2 separate regions of the Homo sapiens genome follow, and region 1 is linked to region 2. Evidence: read pairs that join two places in POLR2A ChIA-PET (ENCODE). Cell type or tissue: PC-9. All regions are shown on one strand. Links, peaks and the distances in the headings refer to the core of each region. The heading gives the core; the rest is flanking DNA.

The links. ChIA-PET counts read pairs that join two places held together with the same protein. Peaks named below come from ENCODE experiments on the same cell type or tissue, not always from the same donor. Only the 100,000 strongest peaks of a DNase experiment are listed, where the experiment ranks them.
Region 1: POLR2A ChIA-PET joins it to region 2 with 5 read pairs; 3 of 35 experiments call an interaction of 5 or more read pairs at or near these places.

The regions. Positions count from the first base shown.
Region 1 is chr22:38,963,251-38,973,559 of GRCh38, forward strand. LOC105373033 (a long non-coding RNA gene) reads right to left here and starts at 4,603. Exons shown (of 3, transcript XR_007068099.1): 1 at 3,724-4,603; 2 at 2,162-2,410; 3 at 654-1,037. LOC124905118 (a long non-coding RNA gene) reads right to left here and starts at 6,117. Exons shown (of 3, transcript XR_007068101.1): 1 at 5,990-6,117; 2 at 5,538-5,595; 3 at 4,863-5,349. RefSeq lists enhancers at 130-939, 2,375-3,354. In PC-9, for the core only: no CTCF peak of the experiment used is centred there; a DNase peak (open chromatin) is centred at 4,681.
Region 2 is chr22:38,884,600-38,895,991 of GRCh38, forward strand. LOC105373032 (a long non-coding RNA gene) reads left to right here and starts at 1,688. Exons shown (of 3, transcript XR_938256.2): 1 at 1,688-2,408. RefSeq lists enhancers at 6,666-6,835, 9,806-9,975. In PC-9, for the core only: no CTCF peak of the experiment used is centred there; a DNase peak (open chromatin) is centred at 5,972.

The sequences.
Region 1 (10,309 bases), core at 416-8,415, 77 kb after region 2:
CTGGATCCAGAAAACTCAGCTAAACCTCACAGGAGAGGAACCTAAATGCAGACCCCACCCTCACTCACAGAGCCCCGCCCACCCTCACTTACAGAGCCCCGGGCGCTGATTGGAAGGGACAGGCCCAGCAGTAAGAGGACAGCCAGCAGCCAGTCTCCCTGTTGGAAAGGAACCACAAACGTGCAGTCAGGGGCCCTCGGGAGCCGCCCTCTGTCCACCCCTTCCTGATTCCACCCCCCTAGAGAGGGAGCCCAGGGGAGGCCATGGCTGAGACCCAGGACAGGCCCAGTCGGGGGAAGGAGCCCAGGGAGGGGGCAGGTGTCTAGGCTGGGCCCAAAGAGAGGGCTGGGGAGAGGAGCAGCCCAGGAGGCAGAGCCCAGCCACAGAGGGGAGGGGAGCTGAGTCCCGGGGACAGGAGGCTCCAGAGGCAGAGACGGAGCCCAGGGCTAGGGCGGCAGGTGTCAGGGCTGTGGCTTCAGCTTGGCGTCTGTCCTGGGCCTTCTGCGCTGGTTCCCAACTCTGGGATGTGTGACTTATATGCCTGATTACAGCGGCGGCTCCCACCTCACGATTTCTGGAAAGTCCTCAGAAGCCGCATATAAGACCAAGAACGGGCCTCACATGCAGCTGCTCCTGGGCAGAAACGACTCACTGTTTCCCTGGCCTAGACACACACAACACACAAACACACACAAGACACACATACACACAACACACACAACACATACACACACAACACATGCACAAAACACATACACACACACACCCACACACAGTGACAGAGACTTCACACAAAGAAACCTCCTCCAGGTGCCCCAGAGCACTCCGGGGCGCACCCCAGCCCCGCCCTGAGCAGAGGACTTTGGCATTTCCCACGCAGGGGCGGGTGCGGGAGGGACCGGCTTGTCAAAGCTGCCCTTTGCTTGTGTCTCTGGGTTTGATAACAGTCCTAACTCCACTTGTTGGAAGCAAGTGATGAAAAACGTGCAGTCATTCTGGGCAAAGGGACCAGTGTAGGGGAGGCATGAGAGGCTCACCTGGTGAAAGAACACCAGAGTTAGTCATGTCACAGGGCAGCTCCCAGAGAGACCTGCCCCTCGTCCCCCAGAACCCCACCTTCCAAGGGCCCAGGCTCCTGTCCCCCGGGCCTCAACTCACAGCTTTGCCCATGACCTGGGAGCCCTGGGGGTCCTGGTGAGGTGACTGGACACAGCCTCATGACACTGCTGGGACCTGGGCTGGGAACTGAGAGCCTGTGGTCCCTCTGGGCTGTAGGGGTCGGGGCCCCACAGTGGCGGCAGAGCCGGGACCTCGTACACAGCAGCATGGACTCCAGACCCAAGTGGAACCTCCATTCTGGTCTCAGGGTGACCCGGGCTGCACAGCCCAGCACCTGCCCAGGGTCCCTCTGCCCTGCTCTGTCCCTCAATAGTCTGGACCCCTGCTGGGTACTTGCCTTGTCCCCCCCTTACAGGGGACCAGGGTGAATCTTGGGCGAAGCCTGCACCTGTGAAGGAGGCCATTCTCCTTGCTCCCATCCCTGCCGCCCACATGGGGAACCAGCTCCTTCTTGTTCCTGGGGACCTTTCCTGGGCTCTGGTGGAAACTCCAGCGGAATGTGGGGTCTTTCATTTTCCCTCAGTGTTGCAGAGGCCGAAATGGAGAGGGGCTGTCACTCCCCAGGAAAGGGCACAATCTCCTTCCTTCCCTCCAGCTGGCCCAGGGACGGTGCACACTCTTATCCTAGTCACCCTGAGGACTGCAGCCCTGGTATGAGCCCAGAGTCACCCCCAGGTTTTATGGATGCCTTACACACTCTGCCCTGGCCTGACCTCAAGAGGACCAGGAAGTGCCCAGTTGTCACTGGGTTTTGCTGCCCTGAGAGAGTCAGGCTCCAGTGCACAGAGGAACGTGTGTGTGCAGGGTGGTGGCACTGTCAGGGGGCACAGCAATCCCAGGGGAGCGTGCCCTGCTGTTCCAGGTTGTGGCACTTATGGAAGATCCTGGGTCCAGAGGCTGGAGTAAAATCGTTCCCACTCACATCTAACCTACCCTGGGCTGGCTCGTGGGAGTCAAAGGCCCAGACAGTGGCTGGCCCTGTCCATCCTTGGCCAGGGAGGGTCCTGGCCTCCCTCTGCGCTGGGGGGGGAGCCCCACTCACCCTCTCTTCTTTCCTCTCTGGAGGCGCTGCCCTGCTCTCCGGCTTGTACAATTTGCTACTGAGAATTTAACTCCAGACAGTATTTTTGCCCCAATTTGCTGTAAACATTTGAGCCTGAGGCCATGTTTGTCATCAGATGAAGTGGTTTACAGATGTGAAATTGTTGTTTGTAGTCTAACATTTCTGGTTTGTAAACCCATCCGTGATGGGCTCCCAGCCCAACCCGCTGCAGATGAGGCCGCTGAGTTTCTGTTGAGAATGAAGACCGGGTTCCCAATTAGGGCAACTCGTCCCTCACACTGCTCCTTACACCCCCATCTTCCAGATCCCAGCCAAGCCCCCTCCACCCAATACACCCCAGCGTCCTTGCATCCAATTAACATCTCAGAGTGGCCACCTTTGCAGAGACCTGGCTGGGGAGGGAGGTCACAGTAAAGACACAGCCTGGCTCCTGTGGGCCCCCTGGGGACAGCAGCCCTGCACACACACTCTGGGCCTTTCTCTCCCCCTTTCAGCCTTGTCCTTGGATATCCCCCAGGTCACTCTTGCTCAGGACCAAGCAGATTGACTGGGGACAGCAAATGTAACCATAAAAGGGGATTCTACAAGGACTCCCCTCAGGGAGCAGGTGCCAGCGGTGGGGACTGGGGAGTAGATAAGAGGTGGCTGGGAGCTAGGATAAGAGCGACAGCCCAGAGTTCCTGGATCCTGGCTGAGGCTGGGTCCCGGGCCCCAGGACAGTCCTGCAGACCCCAGAATCAGAGACTGAGGAGTCAAAGACAGGCAGGAGACGCCCCTGGGGATGCCCAGCAAAGCACTGTCCCCTGCGTGCAGCTTTCCCGGGTCTCCCCACAGAAAGCTCAGTGAGGGCTGTCGTGGCCACTGGCGACCCAGGCACATTTGCTCCGGTAAGAGGCCATTGCTCTGGGAAGCAGCAGCCACACAGGAAGAGTTGGGGGAGGGCAAGGGCTCTGCCCTCCGAGGGTCCTGCAGGGCACAGGGTCTGCATAGCAGGAACCCCAGACTCTTTGTGCCCCACCCCCACTCTAACTCAGAGCTCTGTGCTAAGGAGAGCCTTATCATGCCCTCGGTGGATTCAGAAGCACTTTGTAGGGCTGAGTGACGAAACATTTGGGGCTGGGAGTAGAGCTGGCTGGGTCAGGACGACACCCCCTCCTGGAAGGGCAGGCCTGTGGGGGGCACAAGCAGGGACAACAGCCCATTCGTGTCTGCTGGTACAGGTGCAGTCTCTGTGCAGGTGGGCAGTGGGTACTGCAGGGCACCATGCTGTGTGTGCCTCGAGTGTGAACTGGGAAAGGTGGTCTCTGGTCAGACTCACACAACACACCAAGATGAGCTCACACCGGAACCACCCGAGACTCAATTGGGAGTTGACAGCCCCCAGGGGATATCCTCTTGACTAGAGAAGTCCAAGGTCTGGAGACAGAATGGGAGGTGGCATCCTCATGGCAGAGAACAGGGCCTCCTCTGGTCTGCCCATGAGGAGTGGTGCCCACCAAGATGGCAGGGACACTGTGCTGAGGAGGGTGGATCACTCCCACCTTCTTCTGAGGTTTCCACCTCAGCGAGCACCGGCCAGGCTGGGAGGGCGAGGAGCTGTGCTTGGTCCGGGTGGCCAGGGTGGGACTGTCCCCAGGATGTGGACTCTCTTGCATGAGACAGCTGGCCAAGGATGGGGGGTCTAAGAGGAGCCAAGACAGGGGAATCAGCAGGACAGGGGGCAGCCCCCAGGCCCACAGGGCCAGTGCATTCTTCGGGCAGCTGTGCTGGGTGCAGTAGGTGGACCTGGGAAAGGATGGCGCCAGACCTGCCGTTGGGACTCAGGGGCTCACTTGGGGCAGGAGCACAGCTTCCCACACATTTCTGCAGGGCTGGAGGTGGGAGAAAGGGCACAGGGTGAGCCTTCTGAGGGCATTTGTGTCCCTGCATCACTCTGCTCACTGGGAGGGCCTGGGCAAGTCTAGGTACCTTTCAGAGCCTCTCGTATCTCCTCTAGAGGAGTAATGGGGATGAAAGCACCCCTTGCTCTAGTTTGCCGTAATTAGATGGACTGACACAAACAAGGGCTCAGCATGTCTGTCTCCTTCCCTTCCCAGGGCCTGGGATCAAGACCCAGGACACACTCTGCTCTCTGCACTGCACGCCCTGCAGGGCCCTGGATGCAGCAGGCATGCCCTGTGCTGGCTATAGTAGGGGACGTAGGGTCGGCTGCTCTGGAGCCTACTCTCTGGGGGCGCTGAGTCTTATTCGAGACCTTTCTCCAGGGTGTGGATACCTGTCCTCCTGCCTGTCCCCTGGCCTCCTGCCTTCCTGGTCCCTGCTGCCCAAAGTGACTGAAGTGTGGCCAAGGCTCGCTTTCCTCATTGTCACTCCACAGCATCCCTGTAGGGCTATTGTCAGAGCAGGGAAATCAAAACCAATGCTTGTGGGAAGACACAGCAGAGAACTTCCTTATTCTGTGACACTGATGTGGGTGGCACAGGGGACCTGAGTTCAGGAAGGGGTGGGGCAGGTCATTGCTGACCCAGCAGCTTGCGGTCACTCTGAAGTGATGTAAGCCTCCTGTGTCCTAAGAGCAACCAGAGGAGGACCACAGGAGCACATGCTGTGACCGTCACAGAAGCAGGAGGACCCTGACCTAGGAACCGTGAAGGGACTAGGACATGATGGCTAATGGCTAACACGGTGCTGACAGCCAGTCCTGCAGCCTCTCGAAGCCTCTGCTCCTGAGCCTCCTCCTCGGGTTCCTTGGTGATGGTCACTTGCCTCCTGCCCTCCAGGGGCTCCTTCTGGTTCCCTTGGGGACTGTCCTCTCCCCTTAACCCTCTCTGGACCTGGCTTCTGCTCTAGGCTCCCAGCCCTGTTCCCAGCCCCAGTCTCTAGTCTGATGCTATCTATTGAGTCTCCTCCTGCTCCTGGGGCAGGTGTGCAGGGGGGCAGCAAATCCCAGGTGATGGCACTGTGCCCAGGGGGCGAAGACGGTTGGAGAGAAGATTCTCCTCACCCACCTTTAGAGTGGCACCCACCATTTCTGGCAAATGCACCATGTCTCCCCTCTGGGCTAAGCTCTTTTCGCGCCCAATCCAACCCTATCTTACCCAATATTGGGAATAGGGAGTTGCTCCCGACACCACCGTGCTACGAGGAAAAGCCATTCTTTCCTTTTCCTGTGAACACACAGAGGGTAAGTGGTAGAGCCCAGATTCACACCGGTGTCTATGCAAAACCATAGGCAGCACTGAGATTTCCCTAAGGCCAGGCTCATTAGGGTTATGTAGGGTGCACAGAGCGGGGCTGGGAGAGGCCTGCAAGGCCCAGTAGGTGCTTCCTGCCCAAGAGTCCTGAGGTGGCCCACCTGGCTAGAGAAGCATGGTCGTTGCTTGTTTGGCAGAACACAGGACTGTTGTGGTATCCTTCATTGCCGTGTTCATGTATATAATTTAAATTAAAATGTAAAATTAAAGAAAAGAAAGAAAGACGTTAGAGCAGCCCCGGTCAGCCCCGGTCCTGGGAGGTATCACCCAGGTTGTGGGCTTTGCACTCCTCTCCCATATGATCACAGCTCCCCTCGGCCCCGGTGGCCCCCCTGCCACGCCGCCTTGAATTTGACAATGCCACATTAGAAGTCTTGGTCTTAATCCTGAATGTTTCTTTTGCCCACCTTCCCTTTCATTCGCCCAGCTGTTTCAACCCCAAAACGCTGCTTCCTCCCCTTCCTCTCACTTCCATATCTAATTAGTAACTCACTCTGGCTGAATTCATCCCCACAATTCACCCCCAATGTACCCTGACTGCCATCACTGTCACCTGTCGCCTGGGATGTCTGACAGTCTCCGGTTCACCAGCTCAGCTCCCATTCCCTTTGCATGCAGCTACTGGAGTGACTTTGTTTTTTTCTTTTTTTAGAGATAAGCTCTGTCTCTGTCACCCAGGCTGGAGTGCTGCAGCGTGATCATATCTCACTGCAGCCTCGAACTCCTGAGCTCAGGCAATCCTCCAATCTCAGCCTCCTGAGTAGCTGGGACAACAGGACCATGCCACCATGCCTGGGGAATTTTTTGTAGAGACAGGGTCTTGCTATGTTGCCCAGGCTGGTCTTCAAACTCCTGGTCTCAAGCAATCCTCCATCCTTGACCTCCCATAGTGCCAGGATTACTGGCATCAGCCACCTGGCCCAGCTCTGGAGTGACTCTTCAAAAGAAAAACCAGGTCATGTCACTGTTTGGTGACATGAAACAACCCCTACCCCAACCACACATGGATATGCACATGTACACATGCATGTAGGCTCACACACCCATGTATGCATGTGCACGTGCATGTGGGCACATGCGGGAGGGTACACCCAGTTGTTGTCTTTTAAAATGAAATCGAGGCCGAGTGCGGTGGCTCACACCTGTAATCCCAGCATTTTGGGAGGCCGAGGCGAGTGGATCGCTTGAGGTCGGGAGTTGGAGACCAGCCTGGCCAACATGGTGAAACTGTGTCTCTATTAAAAATACAAAACTTAGCTGGGCATGGTAGCAGGCGCCTGTAATCCCAGCTACTCAGGAGGCTAAGGCAGGAGACTCGCTTGAAGCTGGGAGGCAGAGGTTGCAGTGAGCCGAGATGGCACCACTGCAATCCAGCCTGGGGGACAGAGCAAGACTCTGTCTCAAAAAAAAAAAAAAAAAAAGAAATTTACATTTTTCCCAATGACCCATGAGACTCCCTCCTCCCGTGCCAGCTTTGTCACCCTCTACTTTTTTTTTTTTTTTTTTTAAGACGGAGTTTCTCTGTTGTTGCCCAGGCTGGAGTGCAATGGCACAATCTTGGCTAACCACAACCTCCACATCCTGGGTTCAAGTGATTCTCCTGTCTCAGCCTCCGAGTAGCTGGGATTATAGGAATGCACCACCATGACCAACTAATTTTGTATTTTTAGTAGAGACAGGGTTTCTCCATGTTGGTCAGGCTGGTCTCGAACTCCCGACCTCAGGTGATCTGTCCGCCTCAGCCTCCCAAAGTGCTGGGATTACAGGTGTGAGCCACCGCGCCCAGCTCCTCTACTTGTTTTCTATGCTGTCTGGCTGGTGTCTGTTCTAGTCCAGGTCACCCAGCCCTCTCTCGCCTCAGACCACGGCACCTGCCATTCCCTCTCTCTGGACAAAGCTTCCCTCGGCTCTTCCCACTGCTATCCCTTCTCTCCCTCAGGATTCAGTTCCCAAGTCACCTCCCCTGGCCTCTTAAAGCGAGCTGCCCACACAGTTCCCTTCTGCCCCATCTCCATGTCTATTTCCTGCACCGCCCTTGTTACAAACCAGATTTATCTTCCCTGTGTGTAGATTCTCATTTCTTGACCATCTGCCTCCACTTCCCATAAACGCACTGAGGTCAGAGTCCACTGCTTCCTGCCCATGCCTCGACGGCAGTGCTGGCAGCCAGCCTTGCCCCCTGGGTAGGAATCCATTTACAATTGTTGAAAGAAAAAAAATGAATGATTAAAAACAGTATAAAGGAATGAGAAAACGGTGGATGGTAATACACAAATTATTCATTAGCCCCAAGGAGTGGGCTAGGAGGTACACAGAGTGGACAGTCACATCCTCTGTGATACCTGTTTGTATTGGGCTCTTGAGTAATTGACAGAATGATAACACTGCCACCAGAGATGAGCTTTCCATGACGACCAAGGTGGAGGAGTCAGATTCTGGGTGCTGCGGCCAAAATACACGTTTCAAAATAAATGGGTAAAGAAATTCGTCACTGGAGACTGCATAAAGGTTGGGGCAATTGCCAGAGCCTTGCATGGAGAATCACACCTGCTTCAAAGATCCATTTCTGTGCTACAAACCACCCCACCTTAAAGCTTACCATAAGGTGTATTGTTCAGGCTTCTGTGGATCAGGACTCAGATGACCTGTCCACTGGATGAGCCAGCAGCTGGCTCACTCGTGCAGCTACAGTCGGAAGGCGGCCAGGCGGGCTGGATGGTGCCCAGTGGTCTCACTTACCTGCCTGGTACTTGGTGTGGGCTATCAGCCAGGCACCCAGCTGGGCTGTCAGATGCTCTCCCTGTGGTCACCCCATGCATCCAGCTTGAGCTCCCTCACCGAATGGCATCTGGGTTCCAAAATACCAAGTCTGGTCAAGACTCTGCCTACATCACACTTGCTAATGCCCTGTTGGCCAAGGTAAGTGGTCAAGCTCAGTGTTGATATGGGAGGACGAGGCTGGGCATGGTGGCTCTCACCTGTTATTCCAGCACTTTGGAAGACCAAGGCGGGTGGATCGCTTGAGGCCAGGAGTTCAGGACCAGCCTGGGCCATATGGTGAAACCCTGTTGCTACCAGGTGTGCACCTGTAGTCCCAGCTACTCCAGAGGCTGAGACAGGAGGAGAATTTGAGCCCAGAAGGTGGAGGTTGCAGTGAGCCATGATGGTACCACTGCACTCCAGCCTAGGTGACAGAGCGAGATGCTTTTCAAAAAGAAAATATACGTGTATGTGTGTGTGTGTTTGTGTGTGTCTGTGTGTTGTGTGGGAAGCCAGTCACAAGGATGTGAATATCAGGGGGTGTGTTTCACTGGGGATCGCCAACATGACAGTTTATCAGTCTTCCCTGTGTGCCAATGCATCTTACTCCACCCACTTGAAAATAACCCACCCATTCCCAACAGCCACAAAGTATCACCCCAATATGGAATCATGTTCAGACATCACATCCAAGATCCTGTCATCTAAATCAATCCCAGGTATAGACAGGGCACCTTCAGTTTGTTTTGTGGGGGTGAGTTGCCTCAGGTTCAGAGATCTGTGCTCTAAAACACAAGTGATCTCCAGCTGGGCTCGGTGGCTCAGGCCTGTAATCTCAGCACTTTGGGAGGGTGAGGCAGGTGGATTATCTGAGGTCAGGAGTTCAAGACCAGCCTGGCCAACATAGTGAAACCCTGTCTCTACTAAAAAATACAAAAATTACCTGGGTGTGGTGGCGGGTGTCTATAATCCTAGCTACTCGGAAGGCTGAGGCAGGAGAATCGCTTGAACCCGGGAGGTGGAGGTTGCAGTGAGCCGAGATTGCGCCATTGCACTCCAGCTTGGGCAACATGAGAGAAACTCCATCTCAAAAAAAAAAAAAAAAAAAAAGGGAATCGCTAGATGGGGCTGAATATCCAGGGGGCCTTCATCACATGCCTGGAGGCTTGGGCAGGCTGTCAGCTGGGGTGTTTCCTCTCTCCACCTGGTCTCGCAGCATTTAGGACTACAAGTCTGTTTTCCTTGCATGTAGGTGAGCAAGTCCTAGATATGCAAAAAATGAAACCTACAAGGCTACTCAAAGCCCAGCCAAGGAAATCACATGACATCATTTCTACTGCATTTTATTGGCCAATGCAAGTCACAGACCAGCCCAGATGGAAGGGGACAAAAAAATAGACTGCATCCCTTGATGAGAAGAGTGTCAAAATCTCATGGCAAAGGGTTGTAAAAACAGACCGGAGGAAGCGTGAGGCGTACACTGCACCCCCACCACACCAGCCCAAGCCCTTAGAGAAAAATGATGAAAAATCCACCTTTGGCCAGCCACGGTGGCTCATACCTGTAATCCCAGCACTTTGGGAGGCTGAGGCAGGCAGATGGCTTGATTCCAGGAGTTTGAGACCAGCCTGGACAACATGGTGAGACCACCTCTACAAAAAATACAAAAAAATTAGCCAGGTGTGGTGGCGTGAGCCTGTAGTCTCAGTTATGTGGGAAGCTGAGGAGAGAAGATGCCTTGAGCTCCGGAGGTTGAGGCTGCAGTGAGCGGTGATCGTGCCACTGCACTCCAGCTTGGGCAACAGAGTGAGATTTTGTCTCAAAAAAAAAAAAAGTCGACATTTGTTAGAGTCACCCAAGCAAGGGAAGATCAGACGAATAAGGTCTCAAGTGAACATTTTCTACGTGAGCATATCCAACCCGGGGCCTCTGCAGGGCCTGTTTTCTCTAGGAGCAAGGACTATTAGCAGGCAGGGGATGGGCCTGGGGGGCCTGGGAAAGGGAGAACAGGTGGAGGCTCCATACAGGGGGACGCTGGGGCCAAGCTCAAGGTAGGGCACACCCCTCCATATCGAAGTAGGTCATCAAGAGTCATGCAGACGGGACAAGGCAA
Region 2 (11,392 bases), core at 1,678-9,677:
TTCCGTTTCTCTAGTGTTGTGTGTATGACTCCGATTTGTGATGTATCCCCCGCCACCTGGAGAGGCAAGGAGGTCTGTCATCCACCTGGGAGGTCCGGCTGTCCAGGGCGGGCGTCACCTGTTGGGGGTGCCAATAAAGATGCCGCCTAAGGGAACCACATCCTGATAATCATGTTCTGAGCCATGGGGGAACCCTGCTGCACTCCAGCCTCAGACTCTGGGACAGGTTGGAGCCCCAGTGACTCTCACATGGAGATAGGACATCCCTCTGGGGGACATTGTGAGCCACAACCTCAACCCCATTTGGGCTGGGGATTCTCTGTTCCCAGGGTCCTGTGTGAACCGCAGCTGCTGAATGGTGTGCAGAATTGGAAGAGTTATGATCAAAAGCCAGTTCCTGTGTGAATTTAAGGGTGCTGGGTGGTTAGTCCAGGGGCCTACTGAGAACTTGTCCTATTCTTTTTTATTTTTATTTTTGACAGAGTGTCGCTCTGTTGCCAGGCTGGAGTGCAGTGGAGTGATCTTGGCTTACTGCAATCTCTGCCTCCCAGGTTCAAGCGATTCCCCTGCCTCAGCCTCCCGAGTAGCTGGGACTACAGGTGCACACCAACACGCCTGGCTAATTTTTTGTATTTTAGTAGAGACAGCATTTCACCATGTTAGCCAGGATGGTCTCAATTTCCCAACCTCGTGATCTGCCTGCCTGGGCCTCCCAAAGTGCTGGGATTACAGGCGTGAGCCACCGTGCCCGGCCCGAACTTGTCCTATTCTTGACCCCACATGAACAGAAATAAGAGGTAACAGGACTGTCTCAAATAACCTCAACCTCATATGCACATTAATGTGAATTTTTGGATGCCCTGAAAGGCAGATTTTATGTGCAGAAAAGATTATCCAGGGGTTTTCTTAAGTTTTAAAAATTAATATTCAATTTATTAAAGTTATAAATAAAAGGAAAAACCTAGTTTGTCCTTACACTTTTAATTTCAGCTTAAATAACTTATTATTTTAATTATAGATCTAGCAAATTTAGCAATCACTTCTAAGAAGGCTCTGATTAATTTTGGTCTCATTTACGAACTTAAACTCCTTTAAACTTTTCATATTGCATTATTCATCACATATAATATATTTGCTTAACTTCCTAAGTATAATTGGCTGACAAACCTTCTTAAGTGCTGAAGCAATTCTTATAAATTGAATGCATTTAGCATATAAATATGAGCTTGAAGTCTGACTGGCTGTTCCAGTACTACGTGTAAAAGAGCAAATCCCAAGTCCAGATCATTTACTCAGTTACACATTTAAAATTGTAATCTTGAGGCAATCTATTATTTTAATAGACTGAGTTCTCTTAAATATTATAAGAATATAAAATAGAAAAAACACCTTAATATAAAAGATGGCCAGGCGCGGTGGCTCACGCCTGTAATTCCAGCACTTGAGACGCCAAGGTGGGTGGATCACCTGAGGTCAGGAGTTCGAGACCAGCCTGGCCAACATGGTGAAACCCCATCTCTACTAAAAATACAAAAATTAGCCAGGTGTGGTGGCGCATACCTGTAATCCCAGCTACCTGGGAGGCCGAGGCAGGAGAATCACTTGAACCTGGGAGGCGGAGGTTGCAGTGAGCCAAGATTGCACCACTGCACTCCAGTCTCAGCAACAGAGCGAGACTCCATCTCAAATAAGTAAATACATAAATAATTAGGATTTTGTTCTTTTTACATTTCTGTACGTAATTCAAGTCTTCCTGGGGGTAAAAACTACTTACTCACTAAGGGAATAATTCAGTCATTTCAAACCATTTTTGAGGGTCTCTACTCAGCAGTTTGATGTTGTGTAATGATTCAGGATTCTTCTCTGTGACCCTGATGGGCCATTCCGATTCCTATTTATAGATGCTTATCTCAAGACCTTCTGTGTGGGTAGTCTCAGAGCCCTTGGGACTGCCTTCGTCCACAACCTTGGGTTTGAGTCATATCACTACCGAATTCTTCCCTCTGTTCATGGAAATCTGGTAACTACATCAACGAGGTATTTTCTACAGAACTGATTGGGTTTTTTGTTTCTTTGCCTCATAAGATATAAAAATGTCTAAAGGCCCTGGAATGTCACAGTATTAATAGCTGATGTGTATGGAAGGCCTACTATGTACTGGGCATAATTCTATGTGTTCTTCATTTGTTAATTCACTCAATCCTTTTTTTTTCTTTTTTTTTTTTTTTGAGATGGAGTCTCACTCTGTCGCCAGGCTGGAGTGCAGTGGCGCGATTATATTCACCTAGAAGTTTGTGAACACTGTTCCTCTTTCAGTAAAATCCATGTTATAGATGCTGCTGGATTTTAGGCATCCAGAAAGGCCTGAGATTGGCAGCTATTTGTTGACAATTCAATGGGTATAAAAGGTAAGCACTTAAGATAACCAACTATTAGAAGACTGAGAATGACGGTGGTGGGGAGTATTTGGGGGACAGGGGAGCAATACATTCTGGTGATGTCATTTTGGTTCATTACTCAGCAAATTTTTTTTTTTTGACAGAGTTTTGCTCTGTCGCCTATGCCAACTCAGCTTGCTGCAAACTCCGCCTCCAGGGTTCAAGCGATTCTCCTGCCTCAGCCTCCTGAGTAGCTGGGATTACAGGTGCCTGCCACCATGCCTGGCTAATTTTTGTATTTTTAGTAGAGATGGGGTTTCACCATGTTGGCCAGGCTGGTCTCGAACTCCTGACCTCAGGTGATCTGCCAGTCTCAGCCTCCAAAAGTGCTGGGATTACAGGCATGAGCCACCATGCCTGGCCTGAATTAATATTGTTAAAATGTCCATACTACCCAAAGCAATCTATAGATTCAATGCAATCTCTATCAAAATTTCAATTGCTCCTCTTTAAGTGGAGGCCTCAGGCAAAAATAAATAAATACATAAATACATACATACATACATACAGGAAAAAAGAAAAAAATCCAATAGAATTCTTCACAGAAATATAAAAGAAAAATCCTAAAATTTGCATGGAATCAAAAAAGGCCTTGAATACCCAAGCAATCTTGAGAAAGAATAACAAAGCTGGAGGCATCACACTCCTGCTTTCAAACTACATCACAAAACAACAGTAATCAAAGCAGCATGGTACTGGTATAAAAAGACACATAGACAAATGAAACAGAATAGAGAGCCCTGAAATCAACCCATGCTTATACTGTTAACTAATCTTTTACAAAGGTGCCAAGAATACACAATGGGGGAAGAGTAGTCTCTTCAATAAATGTGTTGGGAAAACTGGATATCCACATGGAAAACAATGAAATTGGACCCGTATCATACACCACACACAAAAATTAACTCAAAATTGATTAAAGACTTAAATGTAAGAACTGAAACTGTAAAACTCTTAGAAGAAAACAAAGGGAAAAAGCTCCTTGACATTGGTGTTGGTAATGATTTTTTGTGTAGGACACCAAAAGCATAGGCAACAAAAGTAAAATAAACAAGTAGGATTACATCAAGCTAAAAAGCTTCTGCACAGCAAACAATCAGTAAAATGAAAAGATAACTTATGAAATAGGAGAAAATATTTGCAAATCATATATCTGATAAGGGGCTAACATCCAAAATATATAAGGAACTCATACAAGTCAATAGCCAAAAAATAAATAACCTGATTTTAAAATGAGCAAAGAAATAATAATAGACATTTTTTCCAAAGAACACAGCAAGTATATGAAAATGTGCTCAGCATCACTAATCATCAGGCAATTGCAAATCAACACTACATGAGCTAGCAACTCACACCTGTTAGAATGGTTCTTTTGAAAAAGACGGAGATATCAAGTGTTGGCTAAGATGTGGAGGAAGACAAGGGAACCCTGGACACTGTTGGTGGGAGTATAAATTGGTACAGCCATTATAGGTAACAGTATGAAGTTTCCTCAAACAATTAAGAATAGTGCTACCATTTCATCCAAGAATCCCACTTCTGGATGTATAGCCAGATAAAATGAAGTCAGTATCTTAAAGAGAAATCTGCTCCATCATGTTCATTGCAGCATTATTCACAATAGCCAAGATATGGGAGCAACATAAATGTCCACTGACAGATGAATGGCTAAAGAAAATGGGAAATATATACACATTGGAATATTATTCAGCCATAAAAAAGGAAATCTTGCCATTTGTGACAACATGGATGAACCCACAGAACACAATGCTAAGAGAAATAAGCCAGACACACAAAGAAATACTGTATGTCTCACTTATATGTGGAATCTAAAGCACACACACACATACAGGTAACTATGTGAGGTGATGGATATGTTAATTTGCTTGGTTATGATAATCATTTCACCATGTATACACGTATCAGTGTGTCATATATCAAATCATCGTGTTGTATACCTTTAATATGTTCATTTTTTTGTCAATTATACTACCAGTTTTCTCAATAAAACTGGGAAAAAACGAAACAACATATAGTAACAATGGCAAAAAAGAAGCCAGTAAAATATATCCTATCATTCAATCCAAATAATCAATGGTGGAGCTGACTGTAAATTTTAAGAAAGAGGAAAGTAGAAACATTTATTGAGTGCTTGCTTTTTTTTTTTTTGAGATGAAGTTTTGCTCTGTCGCCCAGGCTGGAGTGCAGTGGCGCGATCTTGGCTCACTGCAAGCTCTGCCTCCCGGGTTCACGCCATTCTCCTGCCTCAGCCTCCGGAGTAGCTGGGACTACAGGCACCTGCCACCACACCCGGCTAATTTTTTGTATTTTTAGTGGAGATGCGGTTTCACCGTGTTAGCCAGGATGATCTCGATCTCATGACCTCGTGATCCACCCACCTCGGCCTCCCAAAGTGCTGGGATTACAGGCGTGAGCCACTGCACCCGGCCTGAGTGCTTGCTTTAAGTCAGGCATTGTTCTAAGTTCTTTCTGTACCTGTATCATCTCATTTAATCCTCAGAGTAGCCATGTGAGGTTTTGTAGTACTATCAGCTCAAATTAGTCTTTTAAACGTTTATTTATTTATTTTTGAGACAGGGTCTTACTCTGTCACACAAGCTGGTGGAATCTTAGCTCACTGTAACCTCGAACTCCTGTATCATCCCAAATTTAAACGAGTCAAACGGCAGTTAAAGGACCTATCCAGGATCACAGAACTAATGAATAACACAATCCAGATCCAGACCTGAGCCCAGGCTGTCTGGTTCCAGCACCTGGTTCTCAACCTTTGCAGTGTAGTGCAATTTTTACCAAAGAGTTCCTGAAATGAACGCAACATAATTAAAAAAAAAAAAAAAGGCCAGGTATGGTGGCTCACACCTATAATCCTAGCACTTTGGGAGGCCAAGGTGGGTGGTCAGGATTTCGAGCCTGACCAACATGGTGAAACTCCTTCTCTACTAAAAAAATACAAAATTAGCCGGGCATGGTGGCATCCACCTGTAATCCGAGCTACTTGGGAAGCGGAGGCAGGAGACTTGCTTGAACCTAGGAGGCGGAGGTTGCAGTGAGCAGAGATCGCGCCACTGTACTCCAGCTTGGGCAACAAGAGGAAACTCCATCTCAAAAATAAAAAATAAAAAAATTTTAAAAATCACAGATGGAAGCTCGAGCTGATTTTAATGAAACCTCTGTGAAGCAGTGAGGGAAAAAGTTGTGCTAAAATTATATCATTTTTAGAGCAGAGAATTTTATACATATTGACAAATTCTTTTTAAACTTTTCAAAAATGCTAACAGCTAATTTTATTTATCCCAAAATGGGAATCACTTTGTTTCTCTTGATTATAAAAATGATACATAGTCATGGTAAAAAAAATTAAACACTCCATAAAGTCCAAAGAAGGTAAATGTCATTCTAATTCCCACTACCCATTGATAACCTGCGGTGCAGTGTGGTGAATGACCTAGACATCTTTTTTTTTTTTTCAAATATGTACACAAATGACTCTGTGTATATCAGATCGGCATGTGGGTGTGTGTATAGGTGTATCCACCTATCTCCATGTCAAGAAATATAGATCTTGCCAGGCAGTGGCTCATGCCTGTAACCCCAGCACTTTGAGAGGCCGAGGAGGGGGTGGATCACCTGAGGTCAGGAGTTCAAGACCAGCCTGGTCAACATGATGAAACCCCATCTCTATTAAAAATACAAAAATTAGCTGGGCATGGGCGCGCCTGTAGTCCCAGCTACTCAGGAGGCTGAGACAGGAGAATCGCTTGAACCTGGGAGGTGGAGGTTGCAGTGAGCCTTGATTGCACCACTGCACTCCAGCCTGGGTGACAGAGCAAGACTCCATCTCAAAAAAGAAAAAAAAAAAGAAATATAGATCTCCATTATCCCTTTAACAGTGCAGAGTAATCCACTGTATGGATGTGACATTATTCATGTATATAATCAGAAGTTAATGGATCTAAATGTACTGTTTTCAGTTTTTTGAAATTACAGACAGGCTGCGATGAATATCCTTAAACACATGTCTTCATGCACTTGCCCAGTTATCTTCTTGGGATACCGTTGGTGGGATTTAGAGAAAAATCACTCACATTAGGGAGGGTATATACTGCTGACTTTGACCCATCAAATCCAGCCATGGATTCTCTGCAAACTGAGGGGCCACCCAGCTCCCTGAACAGTGGTCTTATTCTGCTGGGTCCTTGTGAGGGCGTAGCATAGCCTCACATCCTAAATTAAAGTCAGTTCACCGGCTGCTGCTCGGGTAACTGGCGAGAGAAAAGAGCCTTTGCCTCTCCGCAGCCGGGGAATTTCCAAATCCTGAAATTGTCCTGTCCAGACACAGTAAATAGTTTGGCCACAACAATCTCTGCATCCACCTCCCTCCCATCTGTCTGGGCTGGGCATGCCCGTAATGTTTTTCATTCTGTGACAGGCTTGAGCATCCTTTTCTTAAAGGAGACAAAGGAGATAAAAGGGCCTGGGCTCAGAATTTTGCAAGCAGAACACACGGAGGTTGTGCCAAGACAGAGATGGTGGCTCGATGGCCAGCTAATTCTTGTTTATCCAACAAGCCATGCTAGTTGCTGGGGAGACCCAGAGAAATGAGACACAGTCCCTGTTCATGGGGGTTAGCTGTGTAGTAGAGTTGATAGACCCATGGGGCCATGGAGCGGGTGTTGGGGATGGGGCAGAGGCTACTCCATTATCACAGACTTCAGAGTGTCTTTCCAGCAAGACTAGCCACACAGTCTGCCTTTAAAGTCCCCTGGTAAGTCACTCAAAATGATATTTTCAAGTGCCTAGCATTTACATCTTCTGGGTGTTGGGGATTGACATCTGTTATCACAGGCAATGGCGCTTTTATTATCATTGGAACAGGTGGATGGGGATGTCAGCCCTCCTCTGGCAGGACCAAAGCACTGGCCATCTGCAAAGGGAGGACATTTGGGTGTCCTCGGACTTGGGCAAAGGTGCACCCTAGGCTTTAGAGAGCCCAAACCAATTTTCCTCCAAATGTCCTCTATACCTGGTTTTTCTAGGTTAGGGTTCAGGACCCAATCTGCTTACATCCACAAATCTCTTTTAATTTAGAACAGCCTCTATTTTCATACCGTGAATTGAAGGAATTAAGCTACTGTCCGATAGAATATTCTGCCTTCTAGATTTCACTGATTGGTTTCTTACTGTGAGTTTGGATAGTTCTGTCTTGTCTAACATACCTCACTGAGTAATTCAGAAGGAGAAAGCAGAAAAAAACAAAAGTCAGTGAGCATAGAAAAGATGAGAGATGAGAATTATGGAATTACAAATTTTACTTAATGGGAATTTCCAGAACATTTCACCAAGTAACTGCAGACATTACATTACTTTCAAGCACGTCTGGAATATTTATGAAAATTGACCATTTATCTTGCCAAAAAGCAATCTTTTGTTAATGCCAAAAGGATGGATTGAACAAACAATATTTTCTGACCACCATGTACTTCAATAAGAAATAAATAACAAAAAAGCATAGAAATAGGAAAAACCTTTAAATAATTCATGGGTAAAAAAAGAAAGCATAACAGGTTTTAGAATATGCTTAGAAGCGAACAATAATGAAAATTCCACGTATCAGAACATATGAGAGGCTTATGATATAGGAGAAAAAGGCTGAAAATCAATAAGCCAAACATTTAACATGAGAAGTTACCAAGAGAACAGCTGAGTAAATCCTAAACAGTAGAAAAAAGAAAATTTACAGGTAAGAGCAGAAATAAATGAAACAGAGAGCAATCATAAAATTGACATGACGAACAAAGCCAAATTTTGTTTTTTTGAAAAAACTAATAAAACTGGCAAACCTTTGGCAAGACTAATTAGGAAATAGAGATGGGACCCATAAAGTATAGCAGAATTGAAAGGAAATTGGCTGGGCGCCGTGGCTCACGCCCGTAATCCCGACACTTTGGGAGGCCGAGGCAGGCAGATCACCTGAGGTCGAGAGTTCAAGACCAGCCTGACCAACATGGAGAAACCCTGTCTCTCCTAAAAATACAAAATTAGCCGGGCGTGGTGGTGCATGCCTGTAATCCCAGGTACTTGGGAGGCTGAGGCAGGAGAATCGCTTGAACCTGGGAGACGGAGGTTGCAGTGAGCCGAGATTGCACCATTGTACTCCAGCCAGGGCAACAAGAGCAAAACTCCGTCTCAAAAAAATTAAATAAAAATAAAGAAAGGAAACATGACTTCGATGAAGAATCAATTTTAAAAATGTAAAAATATGATGCAACTTTATGCCAATAATTTTGAAAATGTAAATCAAGTTGCACAAATTTTACATTTAAGACATTTTAAATGTAAACGATGTTTTAACCATTTAAAAAATTGAATTGGTGACTAAAAATCTTCATATCAAAGAAACAGCAGGACTAGACTTTTTTTTTTAAACAGAAGGGTTTTACCAAACATTTAAGGAATGAATACTTTCAAATACAAACTATTCCAGCAAGTAGAAAAATTACCAATACTTGCTAATAATTTTTACAAAGTTGGCTTAATCTGCTTGTTATCCCAACCAAAGACTGTTTGAGGAAGGAAAATATAGAACAATCTTTTCCATAAACAAAACATCAGTAAACTGAATCCAAGATAATACATCATGACCAAATTGGATTAGAGTACACTAGAATAGATTAGAAAAGTAAGTACGTAATTTTTCACATTAACAGATAGAAGGAGAAAAACCATAGGATCATTTCAATAAATGCAGAACAGGTGTTTGCTGAAATTCAACCTCTATTTATGATTAAAAAACTAAACAAATTAAGAATATAAAGAAACGCTTTTAAACTAATACAGGATGTCTTTTTGTTATTTATTTGTTTATTTTATGAGATGGAGTCTCGCTCTGTCACCCAGGCTGGAGTGCAGTGGTGCAATCTTGGCTCACTGCAACCTCTGCCTCCTGAGTTCAAGCGATTCTCCTGCCTCAACCTCCTGAGTAGCTGGGAATTACAGGCGTGCGCCCCTACGCCCAGCTAACTTTTGTATTTTTAATAGAGACAGCGTTTCACCATGTTGCCTAGGCTGGTCTTGAACTCCTGACCTCTGGTGATCCGCCTGCTTGTCCTCCCAGAGTGCTGCGATTACAGGCATGAGCTACCACGCTCAGCCATAAAAGATGTATTTTTTTAAAAATTCCCCACAGTGAAGACTTTAGTAAATATTAAAATGTTAAGATCAGTAACAAGCCAAGGAAACTTACTCTCACCATTCTATTAAACATTAAAGTATAGTAGGGCCAGGAAAAATGAATGAAGGATACAACATTGGGACAGAAGACACAAAACTGCCATAACTTCCAGATAATATGATTACTCTCTCTCATTGTGGAACTGCCTGGAACAGTGCCTGGTGTGCAGTAGGCACTCGAAAAATATTTGTTGATCATTATGTTGTGACTTACTTTATCTCAAGTTATTTTATTTATTTATTTTTTGCCTTGAAGCCTTCTGTTTCTTCCCCCCTCTGAATACTGAAAGATGTATATGTGCTTTTTTTTCTTCTTTTTTTGGAGACGAAGTTTCTCTCTTGTCGCCCAGGCTGGAGTGCAAGATCACTGCAACTTCTGCCTCCCGGGTTCAAGCAATTCTCCTGCCTCAGCCACCCGAGTAGCTGGGACTACAGGCATGCACCACCACGCCCAGGTATTTTTTGTATTTTTAGTTGAGACGGGGTTTCACTACGTTGGCCGGGTTGGTCTCAAACTCCTGACCTCAGGCAATCTGCCCAACTTGGCCTCCCAAAGTGCTGGGATTACAGGCATGAGCCACTGTGCCCGGCTGATCCTGGACTTTTGTTGTTGGGAAGCATTTTAGTACAGGTGCAATCTCTTTACTTGTAAGATTTATGTGCAGATTTTTTATTTCTTTTCAAACCAGTTTTGGTAATTTGTGTGTTTCTAGGAATTTGTACATTTCATCTCGGTTACCTAATTTGTTGGTGTACTATTCTCCCATAATCCTTTTTATTTCCGTAAGGTTGGTAGTAGTGTCCCCGCTTTCATTTGCGGTTTTAGTTTTTGGCATTTTTTCTTTTTTCCTTAGTCTAGCTAAAGCTTTGTTAATTTTGTTGATTTTTTTTTTCAAATATCAACTTTTGATTTTGTTGATTTTCTCTGTTGTTTTTCTACTCTCTGTCTCATTTTTCTCCATGTTAATCTTTTATTTTTATTATTTCCTTCTTTCTGCTAGCTTTCTGTTTAATTTGCTCTTCTTTTTCTAATTCCTTAAGGTATAAAATTAGGTTATTGATTTGAAATCTTTCTTTTTTGATGTAGGCATTTAGTGTTAGAAATTTCCCTTTGAGCATCACATTTGCAGCATGCCATTAAATCCTTGCCTTTTAACAGGAAAGTTTAATTAATTCAAATTTATTATGATTACCTATATATGAATTTATGACTACATCTTATTGTCTCATTTATTTTTTTTCCTGTTGTTTATAACTTGCTCTTTTTTGGACTGTTTTGAATAGATGAAGATTTTTCTCTTATTTCTGTTTTTCCACTTTGTTGGTTTGGAAGTTTTATATTCTGTTTTTATTCTCTCAATGACTACCCTGCAATTTATCATATACATTGCAGCCTTGAACTCCTGGGCTCAAGTGATCCTCCTGCCTTGGCCTCCCAAAGTGTTGGGACTAAAGGCATGAGCCACTGCATCTGGACTATCATATACATTCTAATGTTAACCAATCTCTTTTCTCTATTTTATCTTACCTGTAACAGAAATTTTACGTTTATTTTGCTTCCTTTGCAAACTTTATATTATGGAAAATTTCACATCTATACACAAGTAAAAAACAATATAGTGATATGGGTGCAGTGGCTCACACCTGTAATCTCAGCACTTTGGAAGGCCAAGGTGGGTGGATCACAAGGTCCAGAGATGGAG